Linked DNA regions of Mus musculus: region 1 is linked to region 2. Evidence: chromatin loops called from intact Hi-C (ENCODE). Cell type or tissue: gastrocnemius. All regions are shown on one strand. Links, peaks and the distances in the headings refer to the core of each region. The heading gives the core; the rest is flanking DNA. Region 1 overlaps Fam220a (family with sequence similarity 220, member A). Region 2 holds the start of Cyth3 (cytohesin 3).

The links. A loop is a pair of places that touch in the nucleus more often than their neighbours do. Peaks named below come from ENCODE experiments on the same cell type or tissue, not always from the same donor. Only the 100,000 strongest peaks of a DNase experiment are listed, where the experiment ranks them.
Region 1: it touches region 2 in a loop (3.0-fold over the local background); 6 of 42 quality-filtered maps call a loop at or near these places.

Annotation. Positions count from the first base shown.
Region 1 is chr5:143,564,029-143,572,368 of GRCm38, reverse strand. Fam220a (family with sequence similarity 220, member A) reads right to left here. Exons shown (of 2, transcript NM_133703.5): 2 at 7,838-8,340. Among named protein-coding and RNA genes, the nearest start is that of Fam220a, 19 kb to the right of the region's middle. In gastrocnemius, for the core only: CTCF peaks have their summits at 501 (motif pointing left) and 4,318 (motif pointing left); a DNase peak (open chromatin) is centred at 4,311; H3K27ac peaks cover 2,038 bases.
Region 2 is chr5:143,620,512-143,628,851 of GRCm38, reverse strand. Cyth3 (cytohesin 3) reads right to left here and starts at 6,405. Exons shown (of 13, transcript NM_011182.4): 1 at 6,179-6,405. The coding sequence starts at 6,212. In gastrocnemius, for the core only: CTCF peaks have their summits at 1,147 and 4,798; DNase peaks (open chromatin) are centred at 6,410 and 7,692; H3K4me3 peaks cover 4,693 bases; H3K27ac peaks cover 5,014 bases.

The sequences.
Region 1 (8,340 bases), core at 292-8,291, 57 kb after region 2:
CTTGCAGTGCTTGAGATTCCAGGGGGACAGATACTTTAAAGTCCTGCCTCCCCGTCTTGGGCATCAGCTCTCATAGTTTGAGTCTCCAGTGGCTCTTGTGGGGGACAGTACAGGATGTTCTCATGAATCAGCCCAGACTTGATGAACAGTCCCAGAACCAATGCCAAGGTCAAGTTTTAAACCTGAATATGGGTTTCATCTGGAGTGTTTGGCTCTACTGCTGGAAGTTGTGCGTTTGGGCTGCAGGAGAATGAAAAACAGTGTTTCAGATGCTGGGAGCACAGACCTGGAATATCACAGAATATCCTGGTGAGGCGCTGTGGACATGGCTCAGCGGTAGAACCCTAACCTAGCACGAACAGGGTGGAGTGTAGGAGCTTAGGAAGAAGATGGGGCTGGAGAGATGGCTCAGTAGTTAAGGGACTTAGTGATCTCACAGAGAACATGAGTTTGGTTCCCAGCACCTATGTTGGGTGGCTCACAACTGCCTGTGACTCCCTCTCCAGGAATCCAACGCCCTCTTCTGGCCTCCACAAGCACCTACACTCACATGCACAGCCAACACACACACACATACAAACACACGCCCGTTTTAAGATCATAAAAAGGTGAAAGAAGGAAAAGGGGCAAAAAAGAAATGTTTCAAAAGACATAAGATAAAAAGAAGCTTTGAAAACGTTTGATACTGAAATTGCTTAGGATCCAAGACTATATATTTTGAGATACACAAACAAGGCAGAGTGAATGTTACTCACAGTGTGTCCTAGGTGCCCAGGACTGGGCTAACTAACCCTTTCCATCCTTGACCAAAGGAAAATCATACACAGAGTATAGTGTGTGGCTCAGTTGCTGGAGTGCTTGCCTAGTTTGTCAGGAGTCCTGGGTCCCATTCCCAGTTCAGCATACACATGGCGTGCAGTCCTTCAGCTGCAGGGGACAGAAACAAGCCCAACAGAACTGTATGGTCCTTCTCAGCCACAGACTGAGTCTGAGGTCAGCCTGTGTCACCGAGACCCTGAGAAAAGAGTCGCTAACTACTCTGTGTATGTGGCAGCATACACCTGTAATCCGTACGCAGGAGGCTGAGGCAGGAAGGGCACCAGTTCCAGGACAGCTTGGGCTACACAAGACCCTACCTGAAAAGAAACTGTGGGGAGCAGCTTGATGGCTCAGAGGGCTCAGGTAATTTTAGCCAAGTCTTAGGATCTCAGTTCAAGTCCCAGGACCCAGATGGTGAAAGAGAAGCTACTCCAAGCCTGGTTTGTTGTTGTTTGCGTTTTGTTTGTTTTTTTGAGACAGGGTTTCTCTGTGTAGCCCTGGCTGTCCTGGAAGACCAGGCTAGCCTCAAACACACAGAGATCTGTCTACCTCTGCCTCTCGAGTGCTGGCATCAAAGAAGTGTGCCTGGCTATTTTGTTGTTGTTTTACTTTGTTTTGATACATGGTCTCACGGTGTAGCTCTGGTTGTCCTGGATCTCACTCTGTAGCCCAGGCTGGCCTGGAACTCATAGAGTTCACCTATCTCCCGAGTGACAGTGTATGAACCACAACCTACACCCTGGAAATTTGCTTTCTGTATTATCCCTGTGGTTCCCTTGCCAGTATGCATGTGTGTGCACATACATTTGTGCACATATACACACATGTATTACATAGGATTAAATTTTAAACTTCTTTGTAGAGCTATGAACAATGTGCAAAGGCACAAATTTCTAGAATAAATTACTTCCAAGTTTTGTGATCTTGCAGAATAGATCAGTCAAGTTTTGAATATTGCATGCAAGACCCAAGCAGAAGACAGGAAATAGCTACCCTGGGAATTGTTCTGTCACAGGGTAAACCAGAAATATTTAACAATGAGAAAGCCTGGAGTTGATCCCAGCAAACTGCTTTATTTGAACAAGTCCTAAGTGGCGCTCAAAACATCTCTGAGATACTAAATAGCTTGCAAGCTATTTATACACACTCTGATTATCCCAATTTATCATTAAACATTTCCTCTTGAAGGACCTACTGAAATGCACAAGGAATCATGGCAAGCCATTGGAATGAAAAGAAAGCAGCAGGCCACAACCTTTCACACTCATAGAGCTGTTTGTTATTTTGGGGTGCACACGTGCCTGTGCCAGCATCCATGTGGATGTGGAAGCCAGAGAACTTTGGGAAGACATTTCTCTCCCTCCACCATGCGGGTTCTGAGGATCGAACCAAGTTTGTCGGACTTGGTGGCAAGCCAGTTTACCCTCTGAGCCATACTCCTAGAGCTTAGGAATATTTCATGAAGGGCCATAGCAATGGCTCAGTGGTGGAGAGCGATGGTGGCGCTTCCAGACGACTGACTGCAGTGTGGTCCCAACGCTTTCAGGGGCCTCACAATGACCCCAACTCCAGCTGCAGGAGACCTGACACCTCTGGCTTCAGTGGCATCTGCACCACTCACATGTTCACACACACACACACACACACACACACACACACACACACACGGCTGGAGAAATGACTCAGCTTTAAGAGTATGGCTTGCTGTTCCACAGTACCAGATCTCTATGAGTGGTGGTCCCCAGGCATCCGTAACTCCCACTCCGAGGGATCCAGGGCTCCTCATCTCTGTGGCCACTCCACACACGCACGACAGGTAAAATATTCATGCACATGAAAAGAAAATCTTTTTCTTAAAATTCATTTCGTTTTCTTTTATGTGCATTGGTATGAGGGTGTCAGACCCCTTAGAGCTGGAGTTACAGACCGTTGTGAGTGGCCATGTGGGTGCTGGGAATTGAACCCGGGTCCTCTGGAAGAACAGCCAGTGTTCTTAACCACTGAACCACCAGTCCAGTCCCCCCCCAAAAAATCTTTAAAAATAATACATATCATCATGATATTGTCATGATTCAGTCTTGTCTGCTGTAAATTATTCTTGTTCTAATTTGGCAATTTTCATTCTTTTCTATGTGATGTGTGTATGTGTGTGTGTGTGTGTGTGTGTATACACACACGTTCTCATGGGACTAGAGAGATAGTGGCTCACTGGTTCCAGGTTCTTGCAGCTCTTACAGAGGACTCCAGTTCAGTTTCCACCCTCATCTAATGGTTCACAACCACCTATAACTCCAGCTCCAGGGGACTGGACTCGGGTAACCTGCACAAACGTGGCTCTCTCTCTCTCTCTCACACACACACAGATAAAATAATAAAACTATTTCTCAAAACAAAAAAGAACATACAGAATCCTGAGTTCAGAACCATGAATCTATTTTGTTGTCTCATTTGTTATACAAAACACATTTTTAACTTCTATCAAACTGTTCTATATGTAATCCACTTCCTTATGTTTTAACAAATAAGCAAAGCTATGTAAAATCTAGTGCTTCTCAAGTATCTATGTACACTGGGGCTACAGATGTGACCCAGGAGGTTGGCTGCCTAGCATCCACAGGGCCCTGGGTTCAGTCTTCAGCGATGGATATCATGTACACACAATTCAATGTATTATCATGGGCCATGTAGTCTTATGGAGTGTAACTTCAAGTATAAAAAATAATACAAATGGGAAACTTATCAAATGCGAGTTAAACCTAGACATGGGGCTGATCCATAGAACTCTCTCTGTAGGCTAGGCTGGCCTTGAACTCACAGAGATCACCTGCCTCTGTCTTTCAAGTGCTGGGATTAAAAACATGGACTTACCACCACCCAGCTTCAAAATACTCTTTAAAACAATTTTTTAAAAGCCAGACATGAGGATGTATGCTTATAATCCCATTACCCAGGTGGGTGAAGCAGGGTAGCCAAGAGTTCTAGGTCAGCCTGGGCTATACAGTGGGTTCAGTATGCAGGTCAGTCAGAGTTACATATTGTTTGTATAGAAAAAGAATACATGTGTGTGAGATTTCACATATATATATATGAAATATATATGAAAATTTTATATATTCATATATATTATATATATTTCATATATAGATAGATTTCATATATTATATATATAATTTCACATATATATGAATATACATATATGTATATATGTGTATGTGAAATTCTCTCATTCATATATATACATATATGAATGAGAGAATTCATATATATGAATATATATTATGAATGAATTCATATTCATGAATATATATATATATATATATGAATGAATAAAATGTGAGTTTGATAGTTTGACAGAAGCGGGGAGACGAGAGGCAGGAAGGGAAGAAGATAGAAACAGGTAGACAAAGAGACCTCAATAAACTAACCACTTAAAGAGAAAGCTTTTGGAAAGCAGCTCATTTGCCTAGGTGGACATGTGGCTCCCTCTGCTGGCAGGTCTGATCCTTGCATGCACAGACACGGTAAGTTTGTCTTCCTAGCTCCAAATGAAGGACCTTCCTTGATCCACACTACCTTTCAGGGGTATCACAAGCACTGTGGCTCCCGGAAGTTCCCCTTCAGGTTAGATTTTCTACTGACATCTTTGCGTGTGTGACATTGGGAAAGGAAACCACTAGGACACACGCCCATCCTCTAAAACAATTTGAGTTGCTGTGGATTGAACCCAACGGCTCCTGCGTGCTACCCAGGGACCCCTTGAACAACTATGCCGAGCTGGATGTGCTGGCACGCACCTTCAACCCCAGGACTTGGGAGAGAGAAGTATATACCAACCTCATCTACAGAGTGAGTTCCAAGACAACAGAGGTTTTTTTGTTGTGTTTGTTTTAAGGTCTTAGGGAGCTGGCTCAGTGGTTAGCAGCACTGGCTGCTCTTCCAGAGGACCCGAGTTCAGGCCACAGCACCTACCTGGAGGCTTACGACTCTGTAACTCCAGACCCAGGGAGTCTCATGCCTGTCTGGATTTGTAGTCACCATTGTTGGAGGCATAGGGAGTTGGGGCCCAGTCTGGACTATAGGAGACCCTGCCTCAAAAGCACGGTGTCTTAATGAGCTTCATAAAGCAAGAATTTAAAGCTCACCATCCTATGAGCTTTATCTTTGCTGAACAACTTTGAAAACAAGCTGTGCTGGTGCAATGACTCAGCAGGTAACGGTGCTTGCCACCAAGCCCGAGTTCATATGTACAAGAGGATGTTCTCTGGACTCTACCTCTGTGCAATGGGTGTACATGTACACGTACACACACACACACACACACACACACACACACACACACACACACACACACACACACACACAACCTGTAATGAAAACTCTTTTAGAAAACTCTTTATTTATTTATTTATTTATTTATTTATTTATTTATTTATTTATTTATTTATTTATTTATTTAGAGACAGGGACACTATATGGTCTAAGCTAGCCTCGAACTATATAGATCAGACTGGCCTCAAATTCACAGAGATCCACCTGCCTCTATCTCTCATGTGCCTGGCTTCCTTCCTCAAATTTTTTTTTTTTGTTTTTTTTTTTTGTTTTTCGAGACAGGGTGTCTCTGTCTAGCTCTGGCTGTCCTGGAACTCACTTTGTAGACCAGGCTGGCCTCGAACTCAGAAATCCTCCTGCCTCTGCCTCCCAAGTGCTGGGATTAAAGGCATGCGCCACCACGCCCGGCTCAAATTTTTACTGTACAAATATACAGCTCTTTAATGAAAGGTTGAGCTTGAAGTACAAACTAAAGGCCTCTTGAGTTCTGGTAACAAATGTACACATTATATAGTGACTTCCACATTAGCACTATTTAACACACACACTCATCCACAAAACCAATGTTTAACAACAACAACAAAAAAAAAATTGTTAAATACTTGAGGGGCTGGAGAGATGGCTCAGAGGTTAAGAGCACTGGATGCTTTTCCAGAGGTCCCAAGTTCAATTCTCAGTAGCCACATGGTGGCTCACAACCATCTGTGATGGGATCTGATGCTCTCTTCTGGTGTGCATGAAGAGTGAGCACTTATACATATTATGCATATATGTAATATGATAAAGTTATATATATTATGTAATCTATAACATATGATCTTCAAAAATACTTGTGTATAAATATCGTTCTTATGTGACTTGATTTTATATATAGGCACAAGCCATGTATTATACAACTTAAGTGTAAATCCTTGGATACTCAAATTTATAGGCTGATTGCTCTGACCCCACATAACAGAACTGCACTGTGGGTTCTCTCTACACCCACTGTGTTTATTTATTTATTCACGTACTATCTGTGCATGGAGGTCAGAGGACAACAGGCAGGAACTGGTTCTCACCTCCCACCGTGGGAATTCAGGTTCTTTGGCTAGGAAGCGTCTTTTCCCATTGAGCACTCTTTACCAACCTGATTCACACACGAACATTTAATTTACTCGTTACTCTCCACAGCCGTGAACCCTCCCCCCCCCCCCGCCCCGATGGCTTCAAGGCCTCATCATTCACCCCAATTGTTTTAAAGAAAGGAAATCACCATTTCCAGATGTGAATAACAAGCCCAGCGCTTTCTACTTGGCATAGTTGCTACACTTAATTGTTCAGCCCTTCAGAGGAGCAACCGTGGGGGCTGGGGACCCGCAGAGAAACCTACGGATTGAGTTCTTGCCTAGCGTGCGGGCCACCTTGTGACTCATCCCCAGCATCACATCAGACAGGTGGGATGGTGCACGCCTGCAGTCCAGCCCTCAGGGAGTAAAGGGTGAGTTGAAGGGCACCCACAGCTGAATACAGCAAGCTCAAGGCCAGGTAAAGCTACATGTTCTATGGAAACTTCATCTGGGGGCAGGTGGGGAGATAGCCTTGTCACATAGCTCAGGCTGGCCTCAAACTCATATATGAAACAACCACACACCCCACCCCATAAGTTTTGCTTGAAGCATGCTAGGATTATGGACGTTCACCAGCCAGCCAGTTCTGAAGCACCATATTTCTGTACTATGTCTCAAATGTTTATATAAAAGGCCTTCTTTGAAGTCACATGCCTGGATTTTTGTTTGTTTTGTTCTGCTTCTGAATGCTGGGATTACAGGTGTGAGCCACCATGCCCAGCTTTCTTAGTATTTTGAGATAGTCTCATTATATAGCCCAGGCTAGCCCTCATCTCTTAACACTCCTGCTTCTCTGCCTTCCAAGTGCTGGGATCACAAGTGTGTGGCCATATGCAACCTGAGATGATTGCTTGACAGGCACGCTGCACACCCAGAGGCTCACACGCAGGTGTGTGTAGGCCACATCTGCCTTGGCTGCCACTCTCCTCCTCCACAGACATCATCTCTTTCCTGACAGGCCCTCTCACTGGCCTGGAGTTTACCAACTAGGCTAGATTGGCCGGCCAATAAGCTCTAGGGACTCACACACACACACACACACACACACACAACCATTCCGAGTCCTGGCTACACTGGGCTGTCCTAAGTGGGTTCTGGGAATCAACTTCAGGTCAAGCTTGAACAGAAAACAGGTTCCCATGTCTCTAGCCCCTTATTCTGTTTCCTGAGACAGACTTGCTTTGTAATCCAAGTGGGCCTAGCACTCAATTCCTAAACCAGGCTGTGTCTGAACTCATGAATCAGCAGCACAGGCTAGCCCGAGATTCATGCCGCAGGTCTCCTGTGTGCTGAGTGTGCTACATTAACCAGCTATAGTGCACTATTTCATAACCTGGAGAGAGGGAGGGGGACAGGAGCTCAGGCAGGGAGGGAGGGAGCAGGGAGAAAGGGAGGAAGAGGAGGGAGGAGAGGGAAGAGGAGGGAGAGGGAGGAGGAAAACTTCAAACCCATCTTTGTGTTAGGTTTTTTTTTCTTTGAGCTGATTCTTAAGTCTTCACCAGCAACCTTTCACTCACTGCTAAAGATGCTGAAATCCTAGGAAGACGACGACATTAACGAAAAGATAAGGAGAACATACGCACACACACAAAATAAAACATATTTATTATGCTAAAGAACAGATTTTATTATTTTCCCAAAACACTAAAATAGCCCATGGCATAGTAATTTAGGACACAATATAAATGACATATACAGTCAGGGTCCCCCAACTCTCCCATGGCTGTTTTTAACTCTGTCTTGGGTAGGGAGGCTGTAAAATGTCCACTCTTTAAATGACCTTTATTAAAGTTACCAAACCACAGAAGGAGGGAGGGTCACTTTGGAAGAAAATCTTAATGTAAAAGAAATCACAAGTCCTGGGCCGGTATAAAGGAAAATGCTTCATTGCTTCGTTTGCTGTCTGTGTTCTGTCGGCAGGAAAGCTTCAGACTCTTCTGTAATTGTAAATTATCCTCAATTTAATATTGCAACTTCTCCAAAGTGCCTCCATTAAAAACTGCAACTCGGGCGGAAGGAGGGGGACACGTGAGAAGGGACCTCTGGCCGAGTCAGTACAGTGCAGAAATGGCAAGCAAGACTC
Region 2 (8,340 bases), core at 63-8,062:
GACCAGGCTGGCCCGGAACTCACAGATGCCTGCTTGCCTCGGCCTCGGCCTCCAGAGCACGCAGCTTTGTATGGAGACAAATCCCATGGTCTTTCACCCCTTTACCACTGCTTCCCCAATCCTGCAGCTGATGTTGACTGTCACCTGCACCACGACAAGCTCCTCACTGTGCCCACATCCCTGGTTCTTCCTCCAACCCATTCTTCACTGGGACCCAGGAACACCTTTCCTAAAAGGGCAAGGTGGGCAATGGTTAAACATACATACAGCCCGGCATGGTGGTGCACACCTTTAATCCCAGCACTCGGGAGGCAGAGACAGGCGGATTTCTGAGTTCGAGGTCAGCCTGGTCTACAGAGTGAGTTTCAGGACAGCCAGGGCTACACAGAGAAACCCTGTCTCAAAAAACCAAAAAAAAAATAAAAAACAAAAAACCAAAAACATACTACAGACTCAAGCTAGGCTGTGACAGGGCCTGCCTTTAGTTCAGTGTTTGGGAGGCAGAGGCAGGCGGATCTCTGTCTACAGAGCGAGTTGCAGGACAGCCAGGGCTACACAGAGAAACCCTGTCTTAAGAAAAAAAAGAAAGGAAGGAAGAAAGAATACAGACTCAAACAAGAACACAGATAAAAGTCAGGCATGGCTCCACCACTCAGCAGCTGTGACATTTGAAACAAACTACTTAGCTTCCCCTCTCCCTCCACTTTTCTGTCTGTAGCTAGTAATACTTGGCAGTGTAGTAAATCAAGATATGGAAAGCACAAAAGACAGGACCTGACAAAGAGCATTGTATAAACATTAGATAAAATGATTGAAACATAAATGTAATGATGTTGTCTTGTTTGAAATGGACTTCCTGCACTGTGAGTAACACCACACACTGGCTCACCAGCCCCTCAGGCTGACCCTGAGGGAGTCCTTCCTCCAAGAGGCTGTCTAGGCCAATGGCTTTCTCCCACCTCCCCCACCTTCCATGCCCTACCTCCAACACCCTTCTGGTCATCTCTTCATGTCTTTCAAGTCATTTAGAATAATTTTTGATTATTTTAGAAATCTAGTTACCTTTTAAATCTGTCTCGCCATGCCAACGTAAGTTCCATGAACACAGGAAGCTCGCCTGCCTTACTTGTGATGGCCGCCCTTGTGGCAAGCATAGGAACTGCCACTTGATACAGACCATATCACAACCTGAATTACTGCTAGAGCCCGCTCAACGCATAATATCAAAGCACTGTCCCACCATACATTCTCAAGAGTAGAGTGGTTACTGGTGAATGCATGCAGGGTACATACTCTATTATACTTAGTAAGTATTTTATCTTACATTAATTTCCTCAAAAAAGGAAGTTTTAAGATGTAAATCTCTTTGTAAAAGGAGATGTCTTCCTTTCTCTTGTAGGGGACGGTGTGTATTTTATTTTTTGCTTGCTTTGAGAGTTTTGTCTTGGGTTATATTTTGTTTTGTTTTTGAGACAAGTTCTCTCTACATAGTCCTTGCTGACCCAGAACTCACTATGTATATAAGACTGACCTCAAACTCATAGAAATTCACCAGCCTCTGCCTTCTGTCCTGGGATTAAAGGTGTGTCCCACCAGTCCTGGTTTCGGAGAGATAGTTTTTTGTTTGTTTTGTTTTGAGAAGGATTTATTCTGTAGCCCACACTGTCCTTAGGACCCACTCTGTACTTCAGGCTGGACTTAAACTCTTTGCAAGTCCCCTGCCTCAGCCTTCAAGCACAAGAATTAGAGATATCCCCTGTGCCCAACAAAAGAAGGTGGGGGCGGTTTTGACTAGCACAGAATAATACTTTTCCCAAGAACTTGTTTTCTAATCTTAGCATGGTGCGGACAGATTTATTTCAACTTTATCCAATTTCGAGAAATAAAAAGGCAGAGAATCAAACATTTCCTTCCTGTCTAAATTCATCAACCTGTCTGAACAGGTGATCATTGTTCTTAGTTCTTTGTTTAACCTTCCAGAAAATGTTCATTCATCTACAAGCACTTCCTTAAAAAACAAAAAAAAACAAAACCCAGAAACTAGCACACAATTTATATTTTCGTACTTTGCTTCTGTAGTTTAGCAAAACATCATGGAGGTGTGTCTGTATCAACTCAGTTGCCTCTTTCCTCAACTCTGTAGCTTCGGAGTCACCATCCCCTATATTAAGAATTTATTCTCCCGAGTCTTATGCTGATAAGACATTCAAGGCAATGAATAATCTTTTGCTTTTATTGCCTCACACAAACACAAATGTATTCCCACATTAAATTCCTAGAACTGCACAGTTGGGTCTGAGGACTTACAGTGTGATTTTAAAAGATAGTGTCCTGCATTTCCCATAGATATCAGGGTCTAAACAGGGTAAACAGCCATCTCTTTAAGGCTCTGAAGTAGAGGGAAATTGGCCTAGGGAATTGGTTACGCATGTGACAGAAAAACAGGAAACAGTAAGACAACGCAGAGACCAGGAGGAGCCACCAGATCTCCCTTCTGTTGGGAGTTTGAAGACAGAAGGCATTTCCAGAGCTCGGAGCTTAGGAAAGCCAGGAGTTAGAAGCAGAGACCCTGTGGCAGGAGCAGGAGCAAGAATAAAGGAGGAGCAGCTGCAGAGACGCGGCCTGGGGCAAGAACCTTACCCGAGAACCTAGGTTCTCCTTCCTTCAGCTTCCAAACTCCCCAGTAGCTCCCACTGGCCAAACCCAGCCGGCAAGACCACTCACAGAATGTCTGGGAAATACACCTGCAGGTCACGGTCCCTCCCCAAGGCAAGAGCAAGAAACAGATCTGAGCCAACAGGACCCAGGCAGGGTACATTAACCCTTCCTGAGAGCTGTGACTAATTTGCAGTGCCGCCGGCAAAGGCTAAAGGCCTTACCAACAGTGTTTTCGAACTTCAGGCTTAGCACTTGACTGATAGGTCAAAGTGGTGCTCTCAACCCAGCTTTGCTTTCCTGGTTATTGAGTTCCCTGAACTTCAGAGCGCCTGAGCACAAACTGCGCCTGCACCCACACAGACGGGAGCTGCAGCGGGTACAAGTCAGACCCATCACCTCATCGGTCCCAGCGGCACATTCAGAAACATGCATCTGGCAACGGTACAAGGCCAAACTAGCCAGTAGAGGCCTAGTTCAAGAACTGTGCTAGATACTCTGGAAGGGAAAACACCTTAACTACACTCTGCACACACTACAAGGAACAATGTGTTCCTGTAATCTTGTACCCCCACTCGTTCCTCCTGGTAACCGCCCTCCAGCCATTCCTGCGCCATCCTTTCCTTATCGCACACGGCAAAGAACAAATAATTCAAGCCTGGACAAAAAGTTCAGTTATAAAAACTACAATTTCTGAAGTCCTTTTTGCCTGATCAACACAGTAACAATAAAGAAAATCTTTCCAATCACTTTTGGTCTATTTGAATAAATTTAGCTTTTTTTTTTTTTTAATCTTCTAAGAAAGCTGAAACAGGGGTCCCAGATGTAGATTAAAGGCTCTCCTATACTCTAATGATATGCCAAATAATGCTATGCTTTGTAACTGCCTGCAACTGCAACAGTTTTATCAAAGGGCCAACAAAAACAAAACAGAACAAAACAAAATCTTTTCTCTAAGCAAAGCAGCTGTTTTGAAAATGGAAATGGGATAACTACAAGAACTCTATGTGAACTTCAAATCTCCACAGATAAAGGGTCACACAGAGGCCACCAAGTTCACACAGTAAGTATACAGTAACTCACATGTTTAAGTTGTGAGAGATTTTCACTGGGTTCGAAGCTCTAAGACTGCCAAAAGCATCCCTAAGTATCTTTCCATAATGTGAGGAGGAAAGATTTTTTTTGATAAGCTAAATCAATAAAAATTAAAAAGCTGTTTCCTATCATATAGCACACTGTCTGGCATTTCAGTAGAAAAAAAAAAATCAATAAATCTCTTCATTGTCAAATGTTCCAGGAAGGTGAATTAAATCACCCTGTATGTTTAGAATATCCACATCTTTCATAAGCTGAGGGTTTTTTTTTTCAAATTTGAAAGCATGTGTTATTATTCAAGAAAAATCCATAATGATAGCAGTCTTTACACTGTTTAGACCAGAATGTACAAAATAACTGCTTATTCTTGGTTACTTTTTAAGATTGTGTGTGTGCACAAGCTTGTTGCTGCTTGCCTAAGGAGGTCAGAAGACAACTGTGGGCGTCAGTTCCCATGTGGCTCCCCAAGAGTCAACTCCAGCTGTCCGCATTACTTGTAATGTCTCCCTGAAGTAATCTTACCTGACAGCCGTTACTGTTTCTCATTTTTAAACTTTTTACCATGGAATACAGTATCATTGAATATAACATCTTTTTTAATTTTAACATCCTCTGGTATATTGATATACCCAGAGATATTGATAGTCCAGAGATAGCTTTAAGCCTTTTTGACACTTTAATATTGACCTTTACTATACTTCTAAATTCTATGAACTGCTGAAACACACTGGTTTCTAAGTTTTCCCCACTGTATCTGCTTTTACCTTCAGCTCAGCCACGTGTTGACTCAACAGACTGTGTAGCACCTGCAGAGCAATCGCCAGCTCAGCTAGCTTCCTAGATCCCAATGTCAAATTGCCACTGTCTTTTTTTCTAAACGACAATGTCAGACTGTGCTATAGGCGAAAGGCAAGGCATCCTCAGGGACCCAGTGCCTCCAGACCGGCAGCCGGTATGTAGGAGGGTTTGCAACTGGGTTCTTTCTTTTCATAAACAAAACACCCACTCGATGCCACTGTGCTACCCCTGGCTTTTACTATGAGAACTGAACTTGGCAAATGCCACGAGGAGTGCCAACTTCCTACAGCCCAGCCACTTCGTCTCTTTCACAGGGAAGAAAAAAAAAAATCTGAGAAGCTCTGGAATTCTAGAAGGCACCTTGATTAACCACTTCACGAGGAAGTCTTCAATACTGCTGATTCTTACAGGCAGCTGCTCCAGCAGCCTGTAATTAAGACTTCTTTTTCCCCCTAAACACTCCCTTATTACATGGGATTCTGATCATTCTGTCAGCAAAAAAGGAAGATCGTTCCTCAAAGTCCAGACAGCTTCAACTTGGGGTGTTTGGGTAAAAAATGACGGGTACATTATTAACCCTTTGCTTACTTCAAGTAAAGTCCCACTCCACAAACGGTGACTCTTGATGTTTTGGGAAACCAAATTCATGAAATGACACAACAGGAATCTGTACTCCGTTGAGTAATTTGCAACCGGCTCATTTGCAGCAGGGTGGAACTCAAAGTCAGGCACATACATACAGCCTGAGCAACACGGAGAACTGATAGCCCACCTCTGGAAGGGTGTCTGTCACAGGCACCTGTCCAGGAGTCTAACAGTCTCGCTGCTGTGGCTCCCGCATCCCACCCTCGGCTTTAAAGGAATCCCACCTGACCCCTTTAATTTCTTAATTATATTTTCCATTTGGTGGTGTTGGGGATCAAACTCAGCGTCCTGGGCATGCTAGACAATGATTCTATCATTTGTGCTATTTGGCCCCCTTTTTATTTTTACACCCGACCCCTTCTCTGTAGCATTTTTTCTTTTCTATTTGATAAAAAAATGCATACTCAGACCTGGACTGGAGCTGCCTGCCCCTCATGTCCTTTAAGCCATTCCCAATGAGTACTTCTGATCTAAAAATCAGAGACGTGGTCATGACTTCCAACCTTCCTCCTCTCCCCCGACCGATCCACCCCACCCTCCGGGCCCTCCGAGTCCTCCAAATTGAAAACTTTCCCCTCCCCATCCAGGAGCTCCCAAGCTCCAGACACCTGAGGAGAGCTGAAAAGGAGAGGGGCCCGTCCGAAACAGCTGGGCTAGGGAGGGCGTGGACGCCCTTGGCAATGAGACGCTGGGAAGGTCGCCCCGCAGAGTGGCCCCATCTCAGAAAGGCGACCTGGAGCTGTGCTGCGGAGACCCCGGCCTCGAACCCGCGACCCGCGACCGCGCTGGGCGACGACCCCGCGGTCTCCGACATGTCCTCTCACCAGGGCAGCGAAGCCCGAGTCCCCGCCTTACCCCGCGCACCTCCCCACGGTCGCCGCCACCCCACCCGACACCCGGCCCCACGTCTCAAGCCTGGGCTCTCAACAGCGCGACCCTCGGCCTCAGGGCCGCCCAGAGAGCCGGCCACACCTCCATCACTCACCGCTGCCGCCCTCACCGCCACCGCCTTCGTCCATTTTGAGGCCACTCCCCGCCAGCCGGCGAGCCCGGAGCCGGCGGGAGCGACTGGGCTGAACGCCGGGACTAAGAGAAGTGGTCGCGGGGAGAACCGGAGAGCTCCTCAGCGAGCGCGGCCCGGGTCGCGGCCGGGCCTCCACGGAGGGCCGGGCGGAGCCTCACTGCTCCGGCGCCATCACGTGACACAAAACCACGCCTCCCCTGTCGGTGTGGGCGGAGCCTAGACGCCGAGCGGTCCCGCCCACCAGACTCCGCCCGGCCTTGCAGTAGCTGCAGTAGCTGCTTAGCTAGGAGACTTGGATCCTGCAGCGCAGCACTCTCCCTCGAACCTCCTGTCTGCCCCTCTAGAGCATCCTGGAGAGGAAGCCGGGTCTATCAGGAGCACGAGGACGCCCTGCTCTACAAAACCTGATGGCTAAGGGCTGCGACTCGCAAATGCATAGAGTAGGGAGTGAGAAACTATCTGAAAAGGAAGGCTGATGATTGGCTCAAGTGGCCCCCACTTAAAGGCAGAAGGAAAGAACTGACTATAAAGTTTTACTGTGACCGCAGCATGCGTGGGCGTCCACACATGACATACACACAGTAATAATTGTGTGGGGATGTAGTTCTGTTGTTAAGAGCACTCGCTGCTCTTGAAGAGAATCAGAGTTTGGTTCTCAGCACCCACAGAACCCTTGTAACTATGACTACAAAAAGGATCCAATACTTCCGGCCTCCAAGGGCACCTGCACTCATATGACGGTTATCTGGCACACTCTTACCTCCACCCACATCAGGCATGCTTGTAGTGCACACATATATGTGCGGGCAAAACACTGATACACACAAAATAAAATTTTAAAAAAACTTTTTGAGATAGGGTTTCTCTGCATAGCCATCAATGTCATGGAACTCTTTCTCTGTAGACCAGGCTGACCTTGAACTCAGAGATCTTCCTGCCTTTGACTCCTGAATGCTGGAGCTAAAAGGATGAGCCACCATGCCCAGCTAAATAAATCTTTTTTTAAGTGTTTATTTTAAAAATAATAAAAACTGGGTGCGGTGGCGAATACCTTTGACCACAGCAAGCCAATCTCAACAGAATCTTAGTGGGTTTAGTCTGCTTAGTGAGTTCCAAGTTAGCCAGGGCTACCTAGTGAGTCTCTGTCTGAAGTCATCATCATCATCATCTGAAAACGAGCCCATGAGAAGACTCTCCCCACCCCCACCTCCTCCCTTCTTTACCCTCAGAATGTTAGGGTAATTCCAGCCTTTTATCTTTTGGGTGTATAATAATAATGGAGTCTCATTTTTCCTGCGGATTGGATGCATTTTAGAATTAACAAAGTATTAGGTTGGTAAATGAATATAGTGATGCTGTTGAACCCTAACCCCAGTCCGGCACAGCTGGGGCTCGGCTCTCAGAAAGCATTAGTACAGGGGTTGGCCAGTCTGGCGTCAGATGCCCGTGCAGTTGAGCGTTAGTCTCCCTTGGCTTGCTGCCAGCTGCCCTGGATTTATGATGCAGTAGGAGCTCTGAATTCAATTTCCCGTGGGCACAGCCCAGGGCTGGGCAGACGGACTCAGTACTCCCCTGTTCCAAATCTATGGCTCGATTTTCTCATTCCGTATGTCTCGTTTCCAGTAACTTCTCCTTAACGTTGCATGTGTGCCCTCCCAAGCCTTTCTGCTCGAATTAAATTGCATTAAAGAAAAGCAAACATTATAAGGGAGGAGATGGCTCATCTGTAATAAAATTTTCCAGCAACTGTTTTATATTTACAAATTGCCCATTGAATCAAAGGATACTTCCTCCACCGTCCATCTATCAAAGCAGACAGCCTTCACCTTTTTGCTCAAGGTTAAAGAATGGTTTCAAAGAGTCCAATTTCCTGATAACCTCAAGAATTATAACCCCGGATATTCTGTTGCCTCCTAGACTGTAAGATAGGCTTCTGCGAGTTGATGAGATGTTTAGCAGCTTGTACAAATCCATAGATAAGTGATCTGAGAGTCAAGTGATGTAGATTCAAGTCCTGATGAACTGTGGCTTCCTGATCCTGTCCATTTTGTTATCTCAAGATAACAGCATCTGAGGGAAAAAAAAAAAAAAAAAAAAAACGATAGCACTCTTTGAAGAGGATA